3 separate regions of the Homo sapiens genome follow, and regions 1 and 3 are each linked to region 2. Evidence: chromatin contacts called from ENCODE Hi-C or POLR2A ChIA-PET data. All regions are on one chromosome and are shown on one strand. Each heading gives the region's core, a stretch centred on a gene start or an enhancer-like site at or near the end of the contact. The rest is flanking DNA. Distances are from core to core; before and after follow the strand shown.

Region 1 (2,978 bases), core at 370-2,869, 1.8 Mb after region 2:
AAGATTGCTCCTGATGACTGTAATAGACTCCCTGTCCCTCATAGTTACAGCATATCATAAACAAAAGACATTCAAGCAAAAGTATGAATATAAAAATTTAATATTTAACATTTTAAATGTTTTTCATTTTTATTTTAATCAATGGTGAGATTTTTCTAGCATGTTCAGTTTAGTTCAACAATGATGAGTGCTTGATATGGAAGAAGCCAAGCATATGGCTACAAAAAATGAAGATGTGGCTTCTTCTCTTCCCCCATCCCCAGGGTGGAGGGAGCTCTCTTCCTACCTGGTGGACAGACATGGCACCAGATGAGTCACTATGCAGGATGCAATAGTTGCTGTGCTAAGAGACATTATGGGAGAATAAAGGTCCTGCCTGCATGCTGAAATGTTCATCACCATTTTCAAATTTTAAATGCATAGCAGTTCTAAAACTGTTGCTTTTAAGGAATTGGGTACTTGTAAAGGAAACAGCGGGTCATCCTAGAAAGAAACAGATGATTACTAGGGGAGGTCTCAAGGCCAATGTAGGGATTATACTCACAGATCAGAAACACAGTAATTGAAAAACTAGAGGACCTACAACTCAGAAATGATGTTTTATAATAAATTTAGCTACTATTTTTATCTTGGGTACTTCATTGAAAGCCTAAACTAAATTTTAGCTTTTTTTATTACTACAAAATTAATGCATTTTTTTTTGGAAAATACAAGTAATAATAAATATAAAAATCACTTGTAACTTCACAAAGTTAACATTTTGCTGTATAGGGTTCCAGTATTTTTGCATTCATATATGAATAAAATAGTCACAAATAATGTGGTCATCCTATAGATATAGTTTTGTAGTCTGCTTTTTTCACTTAATTTCATTGGATTTATTATTAAGGTCTTTCCACTTCAGTATATGGTACAGTATTTTTAAAGGCTGCATAGTATTCCATTGTAAGAAAGTGCATGAATTTTAATTTACTCAGTCAATTTGGACATTTGGATTGTTTTCACTTTCCTGCTTTTATGAACAATGCTGCAATAAAAATACATGTGCATATGTCTTTTCACCTGGCCGTAATGATTTTTTAGGGCAAAATCTTGGAAGTGGAATTGCTTTTGATATAGGTTTCTAAATTTTTTCTACAAAGCTTAATCAATTTACACTCAATAAGCTTCCCTCACACCCGCAGACCCAATCCTGGTCAACCTTAGTATTTAATGTTTCACTCTTTGTCAGTTTAATAGGTAAAACCATATTTTGTTTTTTTTAATATTATGTATCATGCTAAATATAAATTTACAAACTTTTTGGCAGTATTCTTTTCTATGTTTGAATTATTATAGGAAAGACACATTGATTTGAAATCCTGAGGACTAAGTTATACAGTTCTGAATTGACTTTTACTCAATTCTTTACTGATTTTCCGATTTTTAAGCTATTTCTATTAACATACACAAGTCAGGTCTGAATTGCATAAACATCTTTTTTATTAGAAATAAGGTAGCCATTCTCATCTATCTTCAAGTGCTCTGAATCTGTATTTTTGCTTTAAACATGAAACCACAGGCCAAGTTTCGTTTCTCATTTACCACTTCTCCACCTGAGTTGTCAGTTTTGCTTTTGCTCTAACTCAAGGCCAAATGAAAGGGCATCTCATTAAATCACTGTGCTGGGCAAGGTTCATGTAAAGTTATCTACTTTGCTTTGCATACTTTTTTTTAGTTTGTCATTTGGAAATAAATTTAAACCTAATACTGTTCAAGATGTGTTCTTGTGTTTAAAATAATGAGTCTATACGTTTAAAGTCTTAAAGATTTTTAAGACTCGAGAGTCTTAACATCTATAAAGACAATGATAGCATTTTCATTTGAGGATGCTAATGTGAACACTTTAAGGAAATGTAACAATGTTTAGGAAATAACCATATCAAAATGACAATTACATAAGTGACTTGTATATGGACTAAGTATGGGCTTCTCCTAAACATTGGAAAAGACCAAGGAAAGTTATTTGACTTGTAATTTTCATTGCATATACCGGGCTCTTCTTGGGTGTCACTATTTCATTCTTTGATTAAAAAAAATAAACAACTATGTGGATTCTAAACTCCATGAAAAACAAGTTCTGCTTCTACCTTTTTAACTCCTATAGAGTCGAATAAAGTGATATACATATATCACTATATATATTTATTGTGAACAAATACAAATATATATATATATATATTTGTTCAACCTTTTTTTTTTTTTTGAGATGGAATTTCGCTCTTGTTGCCCAGGCTGGAGTGCGATGGTGTGATCTCAGCTCACTGCAACCTCCACCTCCCGGCTTCAAGCAATTCTCCTGCCTCAGCCTCCCGAGTAGCTGGGATTACAGGCATTTGGCACCATGCCCAGCTAATTTTGTATTTTTAGTAGAGACAGGGGGTTTCTCCTTGTTGGTCAGGCTGATCTGGAACTCGTGGCCTCAGGTGATCCACCTGCCTTGGCCTCCCAAAATGCTGGGATTATAGGCGTGAGCCATCACGCCCCGCCTCAACTTTTTTTTTTTTTTTTTTTACGTAGAGATGGGGTCTCACTATGTTGACCAGGCTGGTCTCAAACTCTTAGCCTCGAGTGATCCTCCCATCTCGGCCTCCCAAAGTACTGGGATTACAGGCCTGAGCCACTATGTCCAGCCATGTTCAACTCTTTAGTAGAAATTTCAATCCATTTATATGCTTTTTGTAATTGCTGATATATTTATGCATACATATGCCATTTTATTTTGTGTTCTTTATTTACTATGCTTTTTCTTTGCTTTATTTTCTCCTTTCTTGTATTCTGTATTTTGTTAGTGGATAAAATAGTTAAATTCATCTCAAGTACTTCAGTCTGAATATTAACAGCAACATTCAACAGATGCTTTTCAGCTGCAACTGTATACAGTATGTTTGTGTGTTTGTGTATGTGTATAAGAGAAAGAAAGAGGCTGGGTGCAGTGG
Region 2 (3,272 bases), core at 1-2,500:
GGCAAACAGATATTTTGAGCTGTTATCAGAACAGCAGATAAATCCACTAAACGTCTCCCCTCCATTTCCCAGCGTTAAGCCATTCTCCCTCCTCAGCTTCCCAAGTAGTTTGGGACTAAAGGGGCGTGCCACCACACCGGGCTAATTTTGTATTTTTTAGTACAGACAAGGTGTCGCCATGTTGCCCAGGCTGGTCTCCAACTCTTGACTCGTGAACTCAAGCGATCCTCGTGCCTCAGCTTCCCAAACTGTTGGGATTACAGGCGTGAGCCACGTGCCGGGCCATGTCTGTGCTTCCGAGGGTGGGAAAGATAAAGCTCACCATGGCTACGCTGATGGCTTCCTCTCCTACACATCTCACCCACAAGGGCGGGGTCCTCAACTAAGCTTAGGACTGCCTATCATTCTGCAAATGACCCACTCTACAGACATGCTGCAGCAGGGAAACCCCGCCACTGGGCAGTTCCTCATGCTGAGGAGGAGACGCCCGTCACTCCATCTCATCTGTAAAGTGAAGACTTTTAAGGCTGCCCTAATATTCATCATAATCTAACAACGAAGACCTTACCAAGGGGCGGAAAAAAAGAATAAAATACTGTGAGCGAAGGAAACAACAAAGGAATAACATTTAAAGCAATGTGCCAGGTCCTTCACACATTAACATCATTGTGTGAGGTATCATTAACATCATTTTACAAATAAAGAAACAGGGGACTTGCAGGGGGAAAGCTGCACAAAGTCACTGAACAAAGTAAGTGACACAGCAAGAATCCAAGTCAAAATCTGGAGCTGGAAAGTGAGTGGGGAGACGAAGAACCGCCTGGGCACCTTTGTGCAGGGCGGGGCTGGAGGAGGTCACGCAACTTGAAAACACCCAAGGGAGTTGGATCCTACCACCGCGGCCCACACCGTGGAGAAATACACGTCCATCAGCCTCTGTCAAGCAGGACGCGGCGGGTGCCGGCGCGGCCGGGTGGCCTGGTGCTTTCTGGGCCTCGCCCGCCACCCCGGAAGCCTGGAATCCCGGGAGTGCGCCCGGCCGCCCGGCCACGCGATCCCGGACCCACGCGGACGCCCGCCTCAGGGAAGGCCGCGCACGGCGGGGACGCGGGGCGGAGGGGCTGAGCCGGCCGAGCCACCGCCGGCGCCGCTCCAAAGCCTCCCCCGCGGCCCGAACTCGAGCTGCAGCGCGCGGCCGCGCCACTTACAGGTCATGACTCTGCAGACAAGCACCACCTGCGGCGCGGACTGAGCGCTGGAGATCCGGCGGACCGCGGCGTCGCTACGGTGGGGCGGGGACCGCGTCAGAGGCCCCGCCCCACCCCTCCTCCTGGCCCCGGCCGGGAGGAGAGAAGGGTCTGCGTTCATTCCAGTGCGCCTGTAACACCAGGACGGACCAACGAGAAATGGTTAATTGCAACACAGTCCGGAAAAAGCATGCCTCGAAAGGCAAAGGGCAAAAGGGAACGGCCTAAGTCGAGGTGGTGTGCTGGTGAATGTCTTAACAACCAGACTTTTCAGGGAGGAAAGCCCTGATTTGTAGCGTTTGCTGATTCTCCGCAAAAGGACTGAACTTCTAGCTGGTTGAATCACCTCTGTGGCCAGGTTAACACCGTATGCTGATGGGCTTGAGCTATTTGAACAAGTCTCTGTGACGGGGACGGAATGACCCTGGTTGGTTTAGGCACGCGAGACGTCTGTAAAATCTGACTACAAGGCTGCTAGGCCAACGGGAAAGATGCTGAGGGTTCAACGCCATGCCCTCAACAAGTCAGTCCTCGAATACATTGTCATCTCTTTGCTAATATCCTTTTTTGTTTGTTTGTTTTAGACAGGGTCTCACTCTGTCATCCAGTCAGGAGTGCAGTGCAGCAGTCTCAGCCCATTGCAGCCTCAACCTCCCGGCTCAAGCGATCCTCCGTCCTCAGCCTCCCAAGTAGCTGGGACTACAGGCACACACCACCACACCTAGCTATTTCTTTTCCTTTTTTCTTTTTCTTTCTTTCTTTCTTTTTTTTTTTTTTTTAAGTTTTTTACTTTTAATAGAGGTGGGGCCTTGCTATTTTGCCCAGGCTGGTCTCAAACTCCTGAGCTCAAGACCCTACTGCCTTAGCCTCCCAAAGTGCTGGAATTATAGGCGTGAGCTGCTGCGCCCAGCCTATAGACTATGATTTTTGCATTTTTATTTATTAGATTGCTTTTTAATTTTCGTGTTTTGTGTTTTTGTGCCTTGTCAGACTTGTGGAACAAAAATCCAAAACTTAACCACCTTTTGGAATGCCCCAGAATAGTTTATACTGAAACAGATCTTGGTTTGTAAAAGAACACTATAAAAACATTTTGGGGGCAACTAGGGAGATTTAAATATGAACGAGATATTTGATGCTTTTCTGAATTATTTTGTGTGCTATAGTGTTGTGCTTGTGACAATTCTTTACTCTTAGAAAATGAGGAAGTATTAGGGATGAACCATCAGAATGTTTGACTTGAAAATCGTCAGCAAAAAGAAAACACATAAGATAAAGCAAATATGGCAAAATGTTAATTATTAAATCTAGGAGGAGGACACAGCTGTTCATGGTACTAGATTAAAACTTTGTAGAAGTTTAAAATTTTAAGCTTTCATAAAAAAAAATTGGGGGGAAATACATAGCAGTTATGGTCTTTCTGCAGCTTAAGAGACTATCTGGACTTGGCTTTGTAGCAGGAAGATCTTTAAAAACCTTTTCATTTCTGCTATGCTTATTAACCTATGAGGTTTCAGGGTCAACCTGTGGTCACTTACAACCTGTTAAAAAAATTCATCTAGATTTCCAAATTTATTGGACTAACATTGTAACTAATAGTGGTCCTAAACCTGGCTGGAAATGTTATTTGAAGTGCTTGTTCAAAATGCAAATTATTTCATTTTTTTAGAAGTGGATTCTTACAGTGTTGCCCAGGCTGGTCTCAAACTCCTAGGCTCAAGTGATCCTCCCACTTTGGCTTCAAAAAGTGCTGGCCTTATAGGCATGAGCCATGGCATCCAGGTGGAGATGCCCAGTAGGCAACCGGACCAAAGCCTCAAGCTCAGAAGATGTCTGGGCTGGAAATTGACTTGGGAGTCACCAGCAGTTTTAACTAAGAGGAAGCTCTGAATTTGGATGAGAACACACAAGCGGAGTATGAAAGGCACACGCAAAAGAAGAAGGGCCTGTGGAGCCTGGGAAGGAGCCATTAGAGGAGAAGGACCAGGCCGGGCGCCACTGCCTGGTGGAGGAACAGCTGTGTCC
Region 3 (3,305 bases), core at 505-3,004, 1.4 Mb before region 2:
TCTCCTCAAGTTGCTAAGATATACTTTGAAAATTTTCACATTTAAATATGGACGATTACTTCCATTTGTTGTGCCTAAGTAATGATACTATTGTTTAAATGTTACTAAACTTTTGACTGCAATCCACCAGCTTACAGCCTAACTACCAATATATCCTAAAGTGCCCAAACTGTGATTTTGAAAATCAAAGTATAGTTCAACTAATTCTCCCATAAAATAGGATAATACACCCATTTCCCTAGCTTGATATGAGAATTAAAAGAGAAACCATATGAATAGTACTTAGCCCCGTTCCTGCCACCGGGCACTCAATAAGGCACTTTAGTATAACATAGACGTTCAAACCCTGGCTCCACCAATTAACCATTGTGGTATATTAGGCAAATTATTGATTTCTTTTGGGCTCCCTTTTCTACTCTGTAAAGTGGGGATAATACCTGCCTTATAAATGTAGTTCTACAGAGAAAATGAGATAATGTAAAAAAAAAAACAAAAAAAAAAAGGACTGAGAACATCGCCTGGGTCATACAAAGTGCTCTGTAAATGTTAACTGCTATTAACAGTTAAGTAGCCCTGGTGGGCTTGAGAGGTGTGGTTTAAGAAAAGCCGATCTCCAAAGAGGGCGGGGCCAGAGAAACGGCCAATTTCAAATTTACACCCAGATTAGGACTACTGCAGGAAATAATTATGCCAGATTGCTCTCCTGGAGGATTTCAACGTTTTCCCGTTGTCTAATGGCTCTTAGCATGTGAGGAGTCGTGAGCCCCTCTGAAAAATTGATGAAAGGGGTGTGCTGTCTCAGAAAAGTGCACAGCCTTTGTACACAATTCCAAGGGGTCGACAGAGAGGTCTGAGAACCATCCACCAACTCTTCCCCCAAGAATTTACAGCTCCCAGAAAATGCACTCCTGGTCTAAGCCATGAAGACGGGCCTCGACCCCTGGGCCCTGTCCCCGATTTAGAGGACTGACTGCTGCCAAGCCTCGGAGCTGTAACCAAAACAAAAGCAGCTCGCGTCCGGCGCCCCAAAGAGGTAGGTATCTTCAGGCCACAGAAGCACCCACACAGTCCTGTGCTCTACTGGGCAGCGACCAAACTCGATCCTAGGACCCGTGTGCAAGAACAAGGAGTACAGAACTGCGGGCTCTGGATCATCCCTTAGATTTTATCACGGCCACTGGCCACCTCCGAGGAAGGGTTCAAAGCCAGACTAGGCAGCGGTCTCTGAGGGAAGGTTTTCCTGATGGTTCCAGGAACCAAGAAGAGAGGGAGATGTGTGAAGCGAAAGAGGGAGATCCCAAACATTTCGCTTAGGCACCCATGACTCAAAGTAAATGGTCAAGAAAGGTCATCGCAGCCCGAAATCCACCGCCTCCTCAGCATCGGGAGCGCGGGAGCCAGGGCGCCGGGCCGCGCGAAGGCTTCTGGGGGCTGTAGTCCCCCGCTCGGCCCTCACCGCGACGCCGGAGAGCTGGGAACGGCAGGTGAACTACAACTCCCAGAGGGTAGCCCGCCTCCGCGACGACCACAGATCCGCATCAAAAGAACTGGTCCAGAACTGCACATCTAAACCTAGGTTTTCTGCTCTCCACTATTTAATTCAGCTCCGTGAAGTAAACCTTAGGACTCGGGGTAGGGATCGCCTTACCTTCTCCGGGAGGCAAAGCCGCGTCCACGCGCGCCACCGCCATATTTGCTGCTTGCTAATAATACCAGGCAACCGTCCTCCCGCGGCTCTGTGGAGCTTGTAATCTGAAGGAGGGAGCCGGAAACTATAACTCCCAGGATGCACGGCTCCCAGACGGCCCAATTGGCTGCTTACGCCTAATGATGTGAAGCTGGAGTTAGAATCTGAGGGTAGTGAGCTCAGGGACCCTGGCCCACTCGCTTATTTGACAGATGAGTCAACTGCGTTATTAGATGATCATTTCACTTCCTTGTCCAGGCGTTTGCGAAATTTGACACTTTTACCATCGGGATGATTGTAAGGAAGCTACTTAATGCAGACTGCATTTTACAACTCATTGCTGGAAGTCTCTGTGGGGGCTGCTCCATTCTTTTGATAATTGTGAATAAGTTGAAAGTTTTCAACTCCGCTATAGGAATGACCGATCTTGTTGAGATCATAAAAGTGGATACATTTTATTTGAAATTTTAGTTAAGTAAAAGTAAAGTATGCCGAAATAGAAACTTTTATACAGTATTTTTAAGTGATTGTTTGATTGTTCTTGAATATTTGACAAATCTTTTGACTTACGGGTATAAGTATGAACCAAGAACTTTTCCAGGGAGTATTCAAAATAACTTTAAAATATAATCTCCAGGCCGGGCGCAGTGGTTCACGTCTGTAATCCCAGCACTTTGGGAGGTCAACGCAGGCTGATCACCTGAGGTCGGGAATTCGAGACCCGCCTGGCCAACATGGAGAAACCCCGTCTGTAGTAAAAATACAAAAAAATTAGCCTGGCGTGGCGGCGCATGCCTGTAATCCCAGGTACTCGGGAGGCTGAGGCAGGAGAATCGCTTGAACCCGGGAGGCAGAGGTTGCAGTGAGCCGATATCATGCCACTGCACTCCAGCCTGGGCAACAAGAGCGAAACTATGTCTCAAAAATATATATATTTTATATAGATATTGCATATATTATAATTATATATAAATTATATATTATATATGTTATATATTTAGATATTATATATTATATGTTATATATTTAGATATTATATATTATATATGTTATATATTTAGATATTATATATTATATATGTTATATATTTAGATATATTATATATGTCATATATTTATATATTATATATTATATATGTTATATATTTAGATATTATATATTATATATGTCATATATTTAGATATTATATATTATATATGTTATATATTTAGATATTATATATTATATATGTTATATATTTAGATATATATGTTATATGTTATATATTTATATATTATATATGTTATACATTTATATATTATATATGTTATATATTTATATATTATATATTATATATGTTATATATTTATATATTATATATTATATATGTTATATATTTATATATTATATATTATATATGTTATATATTTATATATTATATATTATATATGTTATATATTTATATATTATATATGTTATATGTTATATATTATATATGTTATATATTTATATATTATATGTGTTATATATGTTATATATTATATATTATATATGTTATATATATTATATATTATATATTATATATGTTATATATTATATATTATATATGTTATAGATTTATATATTATATATTATATAT

Evidence for each region. Hi-C counts contacts between places; a loop is a spot of excess contacts on that map. ChIA-PET counts read pairs that join two places held with the same protein, here RNA polymerase II (POLR2A). Pooled maps may share reads with other maps.
Region 1: a loop to region 2 is called in a pooled map, with 3 times the contacts of the local background. The contact joins the enhancer-like site here to the promoter of NIT2 in region 2. A Hi-C loop is called at or near these places in 1 of 50 pooled maps. POLR2A ChIA-PET finds 5 or more read pairs at or near these places in 2 of 52 experiments (OCI-LY7 and activated T-cell).
Region 3: a pooled map shows a loop between it and region 2 (15-fold over the local background). The contact joins the promoter of CEP97 here to the promoter of NIT2 in region 2. A Hi-C loop is called at or near these places in 4 of 50 pooled maps. POLR2A ChIA-PET finds 5 or more read pairs at or near these places in 2 of 52 experiments (A673 and OCI-LY7).

What each region holds. Positions count from the first base shown.
Region 1 is chr3:98,539,217-98,542,194 of GRCh38, reverse strand. No RefSeq gene overlaps it. Among named protein-coding and RNA genes, the nearest start is that of GPR15, 8.7 kb to the right of the region's middle. Within about 2 kb of position 1,619, at least 3 of the 41 ENCODE cell types and tissues checked have a DNase peak (open chromatin) inside an H3K27ac peak, as active enhancers do; they include OCI-LY7, where a contact is called at or near this core.
Region 2 is chr3:100,332,735-100,336,006 of GRCh38, reverse strand. It overlaps NIT2 (nitrilase family member 2), which reads right to left and starts at 1,250. Exons shown (of 10, transcript NM_020202.5): 1 at 1,209-1,250. The coding sequence starts at 1,215. RefSeq lists silencers at 228-522, 921-1,250 and enhancers at 491-570, 691-750, 771-820, 914-1,482.
Region 3 is chr3:101,723,063-101,726,367 of GRCh38, reverse strand. It overlaps CEP97 (centrosomal protein 97), which reads right to left and starts at 1,754. Exons shown (of 11, transcript NM_024548.4): 1 at 1,649-1,754. The coding sequence starts at 1,691. RefSeq lists enhancers at 276-887, 1,059-1,128, 1,409-1,778.